3 separate regions of the Homo sapiens genome follow, and regions 1 and 3 are each linked to region 2. The links are chromatin contacts, found by Hi-C or POLR2A ChIA-PET in ENCODE. All regions are on one chromosome and are shown on one strand. The core of a region is the stretch at or near the end of the contact, and the rest is flanking DNA. Distances in the headings are between cores, read along the strand shown. Region 1 holds the start of RAMAC (RNA guanine-7 methyltransferase activating subunit). Region 2 holds the start of MRPL46 (mitochondrial ribosomal protein L46). Region 3 holds the start of RPS17 (ribosomal protein S17).

Region 1 (4,144 bases), core at 128-2,627, 5.5 Mb before region 2:
AACAAACAAAAAAAGCACAATGTTATACACTCCAGAATGTAGAAATGCATTAGATAAAGGCCTGTTTACAGTTTAATAGGGGGAAAGACTTGCAAGTAAATAATTTTAGTTCGAAGTTAGAAAGTGGTAATAACTAAATACATGAAATTCCAGAAATATGATGGACTCTCAATAGAAAGAAAAATTATTTCTAGGTAGAGATGTCACTTTCTAAAGCTTTAAATAATGGAAAGAATTTCAACATTTGGAGATGAGGGGGAGAGACAGGTATTTCATGCAAGGGACATGAGCAATCTATAAAAATGTAATAATTTATGCATGACGTACTTCACAGGGTCTGGTTTACCACTGACTGAGGGAGAATGGAAGGGGAACAGCAGAAAATAAAAAAAGTTTTGAATCCAAGTTAATAAACTTGACCTTTAATCTACAGGCAACAGAGAGCCATTGGATCAGCTATTTTGGATCACGGTGGTGCTTGAAGATGGCTACACCTATAGCAGGTATATGTAAGATAGGCTAGTAGCAGAGTGATGCTAGAGGCAGGACATCAATGAGAAAGGTACTGCACTGACACCGTGCAGGGGATGGTAATGAGAACGTTGATTAGGTGGGGGCAGTGGGTAAGAAGATGCAAGAATTACTGTAGGGGTACAATCGACAGGACTTGGCAAGTGATTGGAGCATGGAAAGGCAAGAAAGGGCATCAAATCTGACATCAAAGTTTCCAAGTTGGTTGTATTAACAAAAACGGGTGCATAGCCTGGGAAGTAATTTGGGAGGGAAGAGGCCAAGCTTTGTCGGGATATTAAGTGTTTATACATTTGCTGAACATCCCACAAGACATGGGCAAGACTCTTGGAAGTAGCTGGATACTGACGACTGAAGCTGGAGCAGAGAGGGGGTATGTTTCTGCAAAACCACATACAAAACGGACTACGGAAATCTTACTACCGAGGCTTGCCCAGGCAGGAGAGAAAGGTGTAGCATCCCTGAAGTCATCAGTCGTGTCTACTCTTCACCGCCTGCTCTCACCTCACGTTCCCCACGAAGACTCCGGGAGCAGGCGGCCGGAAGGAGCCCTTCCCTCCCTTCTCCGGTGATTCCCAGAACTTCCGTCTCTACCCGTCACCTGCTCCCAATCAAAGGAGCTTAATAGACGGCGACGTTTTCGACTGCCCAGCCACCAGGCAGGCTGAAAGTGCATGGAGGGCATCATCCACCTTTAGACAGCTACTTGCCCACACCTCATCGAGCTCTGGGCGTTGTGCCAGCATTTGAAGAAGCGATCTGTTGCAAAGCGATCCACACGGAGAGCCTTAGTTATCGCGAGACTTGACAGGCACCCTCAACTTTAGCCCGCCGGAAGCGGAAGTCAGGTGGTTGTCGGATTTTAGAGGAAGGCGCTCGGTTACATTGGAGAACTGGAGTGGTCTGGAGTTCCACGGTGTAGTGGACCAGAGGCCACCTCTCCTGGGCTTCTCAGTGTCTCGCCGGCGGGGTTCGGCCTGAGCTGGATTGACATAGCCCTTGGCGGGTGAGTCGCCCCGGACGCCCGGGAGGAGGGAGCGGGGCGGCCGAGCTGGGTGGCCAGCGAGGTGTCCTCCCCCTGTGCGGTGATCTGTACTCTTTGCTAGACCGAAGCCCGTTTACTTCTCACGGCCCATAATTTCCCTCACTTCTGGAGGTATAAGGTGCTTCGGAAGGGAGCAAATCTGCCAGAACCTTGGTAAGCAAGCTGTGATGTGCCTTGAGGACGGACTGGAAAACGCAGTTGTTTTCAGTCTGCATCTTCGTCTGTTCCCCGGGCTCACCTCCCAGGGCAGCGAAACCCCATTCTGGTTGGTTATTTCCAGGGTTAGTCGCCCGCAGCCAAAGTTCTTTGTGGTTTTATTTGTGGTGAATAAATTAGCAGTATTCAAGTACAAATCTGAAAGGCTTACCCTAAAAGAACATACATACTTTATGAAGTTTGTATTCATACTTGAACTATTTTGCTTTTGAAGGCCCAGAGGACAAATCTTGTAGCTTCTTGCTCTTGAGAACCAGTTCCCTCTTTGGAATATTAGCTTTGGAAGTCTTTAGAGCGTTTTTTTGGTTTGTTTTTTGTTTTTTTTTTGAGACGGAGTCTCGCTCTGTCGCCCAGGCTGGAGTGCAGTGGCGCGATCTCCGCCTCCCAAGTTCAAGCGATTCTCCTGCCTCAGCCTCCCGAGTAGCTGGGACTACAGGCACATGCCACCACGCCTGGCTAATTTTTTCTATTTTTAGGAGAGACGAGGTTTCACCGTGTTAGCCAGGCTGGTCTCGATCTCTTGACTTCGTGATCTGCCCGCCTCGGCCTCCCAAAGTGTTGGGATTACAGAGGTGAGCCACCGCGCCTGGCCTTAGAGCACTTTTACTCCAATTCTTTCCTTGAATAAGACTCTTATGCGCCACCCTCCCCTACAAACACCTTTTGAGAGTTTCCTTAAATAAAGTCAAGTTTGTTTTTTTCCTCCCACAGATTTAAACAACCTAAACATTAAGCAGTACAGCTGCCTCAAACCTTTGGGGTAAGTAAAGCTTGGGTCGATTAACATTCTATTTAAATTTCGTTCTCAGTAATAATACAGTTGATATTTGTTTACATGAGTATGGGTGGGGAGTCGTGGGAGAACATATGAGAACATAAAAATGGAGTAGCACCTTTTCCTTGCCTTATGATTTTTACTGCCCATCTGGATTAGGTATGGGTCATCTTTTTAGTGATTTCTGTGATCCCACTAGAATTCTAGACATGATTTTTAATTAGCTGAATTTATTTAAAACTCATTCCTTGGATTTGAGAATTTGATATAGTTTGCCAATCCCAGACACATTGAAAGTCTGATATTTGGTATTTGATAAAGCATACTAAGAGCAATAGCCTGAAAGATAAGAGTGTCAGGCTGGGCGCGGTGGCTTATGCCTGTTATCCCAGTACTTTGGGAGGCTGAGGCAGGCAGATCACCTGAGGTCAGGAGTTCAAGATCAGCCTGGCCAACATGATGAAACCCTGTCTCTACTAAAAATACAAAAATTAGCGAGCGGGCGTGCACCTGTAATCCCAGCTATTCGGGAGGCAGAGACAGGAGAATCACTTGAATTCGAGAGGCAGAGATTGCAGTGAGCCGAGATCGCGCCATTGCACTCTAGCCTGGGCAACAAGAGTGAAACTCCGTCTCAAAAAAAAAAAAAAAAAAAGGCTGGGCGCAGTGGCTCATACCTGTAATCCCAGGACTTTGGGAGGCCAAAGCGGGCGGATTATGAGGTCAGGAGTTCAAGACCCGCCTGGCCAACAAAACCCCATCTCTACTAAAAATGCAAAAATTAGCTGGGTGTGGTGGCGCGTGCCTGTAATCCCAGCTACTTGGGAGGCTGAGGCAGGAGAATTGCTTGAACCTGGGAGGCAGAGGTTGCAGTGTGCTGAGATCGCGCCATTGCACTCCAACTCTGGGTGACAGAGCAAGACTCCGTCTGGGGGAAAAGGAAAAAGAAAAAATCTACATATTGTTTCTTGCAATGCAACAATAATTTCCGTTTAATTTTGTTGGGGTTAAAGTAGGTAGTATAAATGTTACAAATATTTGCATATGTTTGGAGGAAAGGCAGACTAATGAAGAAGTTATCACAATAGCTTCCATTGTCACATCTTTTTGTCCCAAACCTTTTATTGGAAGTTAATAAAGTAAGAAAAATAATTCGGGCCAGGCACAGTGGCTCATGCCTGTAATCCCAGCACTTTGGGAAGCCAAGGCAGGAGGATCACCGAAGCCCAAGACTTCCAGCCTAGGCAACATGGCGAGATCCCGTCTCTTCAAAAAATACGAAAATTAGCCGGGTGTGGGTGGCATGCACCTGTAGTTCCAGCAACTTGGGAGGCTGAGGTGGGAGGATTGTTTGAGCCAGGGAAGTCAAGGCTGCAGTGACCCGAGGTTGTGCCGCTGTGCTCCAGCCTGGGTGACAAAGTGAGAGACCCTGTCTCAAAAAAAAAAAAAAAATGTTGAATTCAATATCTAAAATATGACATGTCTGAAAGCACACAAAGACTTCCATGAATACCCCGCCTAAAAATTGCTTACTTCTTGGTTTTTCATTATTTGGAGAGAGTGTTAATTTTTAAATT
Region 2 (4,352 bases), core at 191-2,690:
AGGTCCTCTGAACTTTGGGCTTGAGTTACATTTGCCAAAAATGTTACAATGTCACTGGGGGTCAAGAGTGCTACAAAAACAGAGAGCTGGGTTGGGCAATGCCTGCTGACTCACCACAATCCAGTCATGTCAGTCTTTGATCAGAATCTCACTCACCAAGGACTTTCCTGTTCAGGGACTTTCAAGAGGTTGTTCCTTCTTCCTAGAATGTTTTTCCTCACATTCTTTCTTCTGGGAGAGTCCTACTCATCTTTCTGATTTCAATTTAAATATGACTGTCTCAGAGAGACATTTCTCATAAAGAGAAAAACCTGTATTCAGAAAGTCTGAGGCATTCCTTGACACTCACCATAAAATCAAAATGTGATGTATTTGTTAAACACTCTTATAGTGCCTTGTGTTTTCCTTAACAACACTTATCAGGGTCTGCATTTAGTTGTATGATTATTTGGTTACTGACTGATCCCCTCACTCAACTAGACTGAAGTACTCTGAGAACCAGAGCTACTTCTGCCTTATTCATTACAGCATCTCTATCACTTAACATACTCTCTGATGCATAGTATGGGCACAATGAACATCTGTAGGTTGAGTAACAAATATTTGTCAAGCGAGCGAGTAAATGAATAAATCAAGCAAAAAGCACAGAAGAGAAGTTTATAGTTCTCAACAGACCAAGACAAAAACATCTCGGATTCTGAGGAAACATATCACCCTTCAAACACTTTCTGTAGCGACCTCACACCTTCACAGCCACTACACTGTTTTTGCCCATGCTTCCTCACTTGCCCCTCACACAGATAGCCCCATGAGATAAAACAGAGTAGGCTTATCATAGGCATCTGACAGATGTGCCCACCGCCTCTTGTATTTCCTTCTTAACATTCATCACATCACAAAGACTTTCTCCCTCCAGACTTGTAAGCTCCTAGTGACACGGACCGATTCTTGTTCACCACAGGATCCCTATTGTGTTGCATGAACAAGAAGTAGAGTATCTCCAAAGAGTTGTCTAAGGTGACAATAAACACGGCCAATGAAAAGAAACCACTTTTTGTTGAACATCTATGTACCAAACCAAGTCAGTAAGGTAGGTACCATTCTGCGGATAAGTACCGTATACTTAAGTTCAGAGAGGTGAAATTACTCGCTCAAAGTCACGCAGAATAAACGTCACTCTGAACCCTGCATCTCAGTCCCACCTGCTGCAGTAGAGACGCCATCTCTTCCTGCAATGGGGTCAACGGCTTGGAGACTACAGGTGGCCGCTGCAGGCACAACGCGCCCAACAAGCGCCATGGGGATCCGTTGCTTGAGGGTGCGGCTGCAAGAGCCAGGCTGCGAGAGCTTAGACTGCCGGCCCAGAGCCTCTCGAACCGCCGCCAACCCCCCGCCACCCCTAACAGCGTCCGCCTTACGGGCGCCGCCATCTTTCGTTCTCCCACAATGCACCGCGGCTCCCAGGGATCCCTCAGCCGCGGGAGCGGCAAACTAGGGGAAAGCTCAGTCCCGGAACTGCTAGAACGAACCATTCGCATATGGAGGGGGTGACCCACCATCTCAGAACATTAAAAAAGGGAAAGAATCCCCTGGTGAACTACAGTGAAAGTCTTATTGAGCATTTAAATGGAAATAAAAATATTCAGTGGACCTAATGAAGAGTAGATGACTTTCCCTTCTGTCCCCTCCCCGACAGGCACTCATGGTACCGGCGCCGGCGCAGCTGTGACTGTCGCTGCAGACGGAAACTGACTGGGGTCAATTCAAGTCATGCAGGCTGTGAGAAACGCGGGGTCGCGGTTCCTGCGGTCCTGGACTTGGCCCCAGACAGCCGGGTAACAAATGACTGCCCCCTCGAGCCCACCGCCACCTCCAGGACTATGCTCCTACTCGTGTCCCTTGAGCCACCCGGGCCCCAGTGACCGTTAGGCCGTGGCCCTCACCGAGCTTTTCTTCCCAGCAGGGTCGTGGCCAGAACGCCGGCCGGGACCATCTGCACAGGCGCTCGACAGCTCCAAGACGCTGCGGCCAAGCAGAAAGTTGAACAGAACGCGGCTCCCAGCCACACCAAGTTCAGGTGAGCCCCACTTGGACCAGCCCTCTGGAGACCCGCAACCCCTGACTCTTGCCCGACACCCTCCAGAGTCAGAACCAGTGAATTTTCAGCTATGTCACTTGCTATCCGTGGGACCTTATGCAAATAAATCTGAGCCTCAGCCTTCTCATCTAAAAATGCGGATAATGCTGAGAGAGGTTGTGAGAATCAGATGAGCCGTGGTACAGAGTAAATGTTCAGTGAACATTCGTTAAATCAATGAGTGAATGTGAGATATCCATAACATGTATCAGCGTTCTTTTCTTCTGAGATGGAGATCTTTTCAGACCAATAACCTTCCCTGCCTCCAAAACAAAATGGGGAGGTAGAGGGCGCTAGCGATGGAACAGATGTTCCTGCACGTCTTACGGATGGTCCAGGGTGGGTTTTGTGCTCAGCCCTAGGAACTGGCATCTTGCTTCCCACCAGTGCCACCACCTCTGTATGCTGTATACACATCCACTTAACTTCACATCCATTTAACAAACATTTACCAAGAATCTACTATGAGTGAGACACCATGCTAGGTGCCGTGAATACAGATACAAAAGATCATTCCTCCCCACAAGTAGTTCACAGTCTTTGAGGGAAGACAAACATGCAAACATTTTAACCATAATCTGCTCAATAATATAATGGAGGTAAGCATTGGTTGGAAGTATGAAATCATAAGTGTCTAACTCCTGGCCGGGTGCAGTAGCTCATGCCTTTAATCCCAGCACTTTAGGCGGCCAAGGTGGGCGAATTACTTGAGGTCAGGAGATCGAGACCAGCCTGGCCAACATGGCGAAACCCCGTCTCCACTAAAAGCACAAAAACTAGCCAGGCGTGATGTCTGGCACCTGTAATCCCAGCCACTCAGGAGGCTGAAGTAGAAGAATCGCATGAACCCAGGGAGCGGAGGTTGCAGTGAGCCAAGATCACGCCACTGTACTCCAGCCTGGGTGACAGATTGAGACTCTGTCTCAAAGAAAAAAAAAAAAAAAAAGAATAAGTGTCTCATTCCTGAGGAAATCAGGCAAGACCATGGAGAAAAGAACATGGAGCTCAGAAGTGAATGGGAGTTCATCTGGACAAGTTGAAGTGGGTCATTGGAGACAAAGGTAACCATCTGTGTAAAGGCATGTGGTATGAAAAAACATGGTGTGTTCAGGTGTGTATGTGATGGCAGATGAGGCCAACAAGACAAGAAGGCATCAGAATGCCAGGGGTCTTGTCTGTCACACTGGAGCTTTTACGCTGTCCCCACTGAAGGCAGTGAGGAGCTGCTGAAAGCATCTAAACCAAGATTCTGTTGTAGTCATTTCTTCAACAATGCCAGGCACTGTTCAGAGTGTTGGGGATATATCCCTGACCAAACAGACAAAAAGCCCTGCCCTCATAGAACTTAAATTCCAGTGGGTAGAAGACAGTAAATAGAAAACAAGTAAAATGTAGGAGTATAACGGTTGGAAAGGGGAAGTGGGGGTCAAGCAGGCCTGCATAGCCACATTCTGTAGGACTTTGTAGGCCGTTGTGAGGACTTCAGCTTTTACTGTGAATGAAATGGGAGGCCAATGGAAATTGCTGAATAAAGGGTTGACATGATCTTGCTGACAAGATCTTGTAAGCTCTTTGGCTGCTGTGTTGATATTAAACCATTGGAGAGCAAGAATGGAAGCTGGGAAAAGTCCTCTAAGCAGTTAGAAGACTATTGAAATAATCCAGACAAGAAACAATGGTGGCTTGGACCATGGTTATTGCCATGGAGGTATTATGAATGGTCTGACATATTTTGAAGGTAGAACAAGCAGGATTTGTTAATATACAGTGTGAGAAAAAGGAGCGAAGGAAGACCCCAAATTTTGTTGGCCTAAACAACTGGAAAGACGGAGTTGTCATTGATTAAGATGGGGAAGACTGCAGGAGTTTGGATGGGAGTTGTTAAGGTTGAGATTCTTAATAAACATTCAAGTGGAGACACAATGTAGACCATTAGAAATGGAGCTCAAGGGCCGGGCGCGGTGGCTCACACCTGTAATCCCAGCACTTTGGGAGGCCGAGGCAGGCGGATCACCGGGTCAGGCATTTTAGACCAACCTGACCAACATGGTGAAACCCCGTCTCTACTAAAAATACAAAAATTAGCCAGGTGTGGTGGCGTGGGTCTATAATCCCAGCTACCCAGGACGCTGAGGCAGGAGAATCACTTGAACCCCGGAGACGGAGGTTGCAGTGAGCCAAGATCGTGCCACTGCAGTCCAGCCTGGACGAGACT
Region 3 (4,190 bases), core at 1,691-4,190, 5.9 Mb before region 2:
GTTCAGGCTGGTAGGCAGGGCAAGAAGCCAAGGGCCCAACTTATACCTGGAACTCCATGTCCTATTTGGTCCTCAGAAACCCATTTTAGTTTCAACAAAAATGCTGCATTCAGCGCAGTGGTTATTTCAGGAAGAAAAGACCCACAGCGGGGCTGTAGCTGTACTGGTGATGTTTTTCTGAAGCTGGGAAAGTACATGTGAGTTCATTTTGCTACTACCTTTTTGAGTGTCTTAAACATTTAATGACCATAAAAATAGGAAAAATGAAGTTGTTCAAAATCACCAACCGCCCATGAAGCCCATGCTTTCACCCAAGTATGCAAAAGGACTAAGATAAGCCATAGAAAAAACATCAAAGTGCAATGAAGATACTCGTGAACTACCTAAGTAGTGCCTTGTATGTACCTGGAAATGGACCAAAGCTCATTTCTGAGTGGTTAGCATGGAGACACCAAAGGAATGCCTTCACAGAAGAAAAGCAGGCAGATTCAGCCAGGGCTGACACAAAGGGGGCAACGTAAGCCAGCTATAAAACCAAGAACAGAAGCAGCCAAGAGAGAAAAGGTGTCCTGGAAGCCACTAGATTTGGGAATCATGATCTTGTGGCGAACTAACTCAATGCACACAACTTCCGCTACACCCCTTATGAAAGCAGTCCAGTTTAGTGGCTACAAGTTTAGATGGGATTCCCAACTCTGCCACTTACTAGCTGGGTGACCTTGGATAATAAGACCTACTGATGGTTTTTGACCAGGAAAATACCACTTTAGGAATCCAGCAAACACTTACCAAAAGCTTCAGCATTTCCTTAGTGTCAGGATCTACTTCAATAATCTCCTGATCCAAGGCTGAGACCTACAAGGAAACGAGGTAGGGTCAAAATACCAATCAATGAGATTATCACTCACCTCTCCTCCTCCTCTCCCCAGGTTCTTAAATATGGGGAAGAGGAGCTGCACAAGGATAGCATTCCTCTCACAAGGTGAGCAGTCTCTTACAGTATTACAGACCCCGATGACCTGTTCTTCTGGCCTTACCTTCCCATGCCCTCATTCAGTATTCAGAACACTTGAAGTCTGTGTTTACACCAAAGAATACTATATTAGGGGCAAACAATCGAGCCACGACAGCAGTCATCAAATCAACATTAAGGGCTCTCATGAAATATGGAATAGACTTAACTGGTTCCAGAAGAGCAGAATGGAGGCTAAGAAACTGGTAGGGGGCCTATGGGCACCCACAGCTGGTTATGGAATGTATGGATTAAAGGTCTCAGATTCAGCTGAGGTCCCTTTGGAAGCCAAGAACCCATAGCTTTATCATTTGAGGATTAGCCAGAAGCCCAAATATCCAGAAAGTTTACCTCAGGAACATAATTGTCTCTCCTTTCTCTCTCCTCCTCCTGCAGCTTGATGGAGATACCTCTTACTGGGCCTCTCTGAATTCGCTTCATCAGATGCGTGACATAACTACAAAGCACACACAGCCAAAGAGAACAGTGAGAAGACAAATCAACTCCCACCTGGTACTGAGCACATGTGCATATATAAATACCCGCTTTAGTTCTTTTCCACAGTGAGAAGGAAGAGGACTCACTATCCTGGGACCTCCTACACATAGAACCTCCACTGGCCTGAGCATTCCTTCCCCTTGGTTTCTCACTCTCTATTCAAACTCTCCTTCATGATGATCAAGCGCCCCACCCCCAACTCGCCCCGCCCCGCCCCGCAGTTTCACGACCCTTCACAGCCTTCATTTTCTTCCAATTTCAAATTCACATAACTTGGCAATTAATACGTTGACTTTGGCACTATTCTTCCAGGCCATATGCCTATAAATCTCTCGAACAGTAACTGCAACTGTGAAGTAAGCATTAGAAGTTGACATCCAGCCGGGCGAGGTGGCTCACGCCTGTAATCCCAGCAATTTGGGAGGCCGAGGCGGGCGGATCGCTTGAGGTCAGGTGTTCGAGACCAGCCTGGTCAACATTGTGAAACCCTGTTGTCTACTAAAAATACAAAAATTAGCCGAGTGTGGTAGCACGTGCCTCTAATCCCAGCTACTGGGAAGGCTGAGGCATGACAATCGCTTGAACCCGGGAGACGGAGGTTGCAGTGAGCCGAGATGGCGCCACTGCACTCTAGCCTGGGCGCCAGGGCAAGATTCCGTCTCAAAAAAAAAAGAAAAAAAAGAAAGAAAAAAGTTGACAACTAAAAGCAACGTAGCTTCAAAGCAAGAGGTCTGACGGTGGCTACCTTCGACCCAGGGTCACCGCGGCCAGTCATGACACAGGCCTAAGTTCACAACAGAAATCCTGCACACGCAGAGCTCTAGCCCTTCTCCGGGACACCAGGGAGTCTCAGGCTAACGAAACCACCAAGGCACCGTCTCTTCCCGAGTCGGAGGGCGGCAGAGCACACAAACAGATCGCGGAGCCCCGGAGGCCGAGGAAGGCCCGACTCACCCTGCTATCTTGTTGCGGAGCTTTTTGCTGGGGATAATGGCGATCTCCTCGCACACGCGCTTGTTCGTGTGGAAGTCGTTGCCCAGGCGCGTGTAGTACTTTTCTATGATGACCCGGGCCGCCTTCTTCACGGTTTTGGTGCGAACGCGGCCCTGCGGGTGGAGAGGACAGGATCACTCACGAGCCAGCGCAACCTTCTGGGAAGAGTGCGGCGCCGAGCCCCGGCCGGTGTGGTTGGGGACCGCCGGCTGCGCTGAGCCGGAGAGGGCCCGGCTAAACAGTGCCGGGCGCCGGGCTTAATGCGGAAGCCGCCGGCCCGTTGCGCTCCAGCCTGACAGGGCTCTGCGCCTTCCCGGCCCAGGGCCTCTCTGTGGGCTGAGGACCGCGGGAAGCTGCAGATGGGGGACGATTGTGGAGGATGGCGGCCTCGAGCCAAAACACCTACCATGTTGGCGGGTCCTTGGTAAAAGAGGAAACAGGAAGCACAGGCGAAGCCTGTTAAAGCTTAGGCCAGAAAGCCGCTTCCGCCCGGCCACGGTCGCTCTGAGCCTACTCGGGAGCCACACAGCGCCCCCTGGCGGAGTGGAGCGGGGGCGGCGGTGGCGCGCCCCTCCGGTGGGCAGGGTGTCTGTCCCGCCCCCGACGGCTCCTCCCTTTCCGCTCCCCGCTCCCCTCGGTTGACTTGGGCTCGCTTCTCTCCCCCATCTGATTTTTAATGGGACCGCCCGTGCGATGTGCTCTAGCGTAGCGTCCATCTCTTCCACACACGCCAGGGAGAGGAGAAGCATCCGGTCCTCGGGAGGACCGAGAAAAGAAGGCGATCCAGGGCCGTGGAACAATGAGGAAGTGGGGGATGGCGGCCGCCCAGGTCCCCCACTCAGTCCGCGGGCCGGAGACTTGTCAGGTAGAGACAGGGTGCGACTGGGCGAGACGTATCTCATTTCTTCCGGGCCTTTGCTCAAATGTCGCCTTATCAGAGGGCTTTCCCTTCAAACTTAGGTAAAATAACTCCCTCACTATCCCTGCTTATATTTCCTAGCACTTGCCGTGTGATTCGGCTTATTTTTCTCAACTAGGGGTGAGCTCCATGACAGTAATGGTCATTTTGTTTAGCTAATTCCCAGTGCTTGAACAGCGCCTAGCACGTAACAACCTCTAACATTGACGTGAAGGGCCCAGCTCACCAGCAGAGCTCCCAACACCTCAGGTACCTTCTCCATCCACTATCTTCAGGCTGTTCCTGCCGCACCCATCCTCAAACCAGGGCCTTCCGAAGCCACCAGCGCAGGCTGCCCCGATGGGCCGCAGCCTAGGTAGGGCCCTGCCCCCTTCTTCCAACTCTGCTCCCTGGGCTGACAGCAATCCTAGGCTCCCACCTGACAGGGGAAGGCTGAGCTGGCCAGGCTGGATGAGTTAAGCCCAGGGCTGTGCCTCATTCCTCAACGCACCTTGGGTACTCCAGTCGGACTCTCAACTGATTGGGGATGGAAACCTGAAGGACAGGAAACCCTGGCAGCAAAAAGTACCAATGGGACAAAAGAAAAGGCCAGAATCTCAGAACTGCGGGAGCAAACTTCCAGTCAAGCTGCTGTCAGGCCCGAAGTGAAAGATCAGGGTTTTTGTTTTTGTTTTTGTTTTTGAGACGGAGTCTTGCTGTCGCCCAGGCTGGAGTGCAGTGGCGCGATCTCGGCTCACTGCAACCTCTGCCTCCCAAGTTCAAGCGATT

The links. A loop is a pair of places that touch in the nucleus more often than their neighbours do. ChIA-PET counts read pairs that join two places held with the same protein, here RNA polymerase II (POLR2A). Pooled maps may share reads with other maps.
Region 1: a loop to region 2 is called in a pooled map, with 4 times the contacts of the local background. The contact joins the promoter of RAMAC here to the promoter of MRPL46 in region 2. A Hi-C loop is called at or near these places in 7 of 50 pooled maps.
Region 3: a loop to region 2 is called in a map with no recorded cell type, with 7 times the contacts of the local background. The contact joins the promoter of RPS17 here to the promoter of MRPL46 in region 2. A Hi-C loop is called at or near these places in 1 of 37 single-sample maps with no recorded cell type and 7 of 50 pooled maps. POLR2A ChIA-PET finds 5 or more read pairs at or near these places in 1 of 52 experiments (CD8-positive, alpha-beta memory T cell).

The regions. Positions count from the first base shown.
Region 1 is chr15:82,984,833-82,988,976 of GRCh38, forward strand. It overlaps RAMAC (RNA guanine-7 methyltransferase activating subunit), which reads left to right and starts at 1,378. Exons shown (of 4, transcript NM_031452.4): 1 at 1,378-1,537; 2 at 2,504-2,552. It also overlaps a transcript of HOMER2 not described here and a transcript of C15orf40 not described here.
Region 2 is chr15:88,465,948-88,470,299 of GRCh38, forward strand. MRPL46 (mitochondrial ribosomal protein L46) reads right to left here and starts at 1,441. Exons shown (of 4, transcript NM_022163.4): 1 at 1,203-1,441. The coding sequence starts at 1,430. It overlaps MRPS11 (mitochondrial ribosomal protein S11), which reads left to right and starts at 1,761. Exons shown (of 6, transcript NM_022839.5): 1 at 1,761-1,835; 2 at 1,961-2,077. The coding sequence starts at 1,771. RefSeq lists enhancers at 1-975, 1,442-1,611.
Region 3 is chr15:82,537,517-82,541,706 of GRCh38, forward strand. It overlaps RPS17 (ribosomal protein S17), which reads right to left and starts at 2,941. Exons shown (of 5, transcript NM_001021.6): 1 at 2,910-2,941; 2 at 2,465-2,616; 3 at 1,364-1,469; 4 at 790-855. The coding sequence starts at 2,912. RefSeq lists silencers at 2,948-3,067, 3,078-3,177 and an enhancer at 3,297-3,798.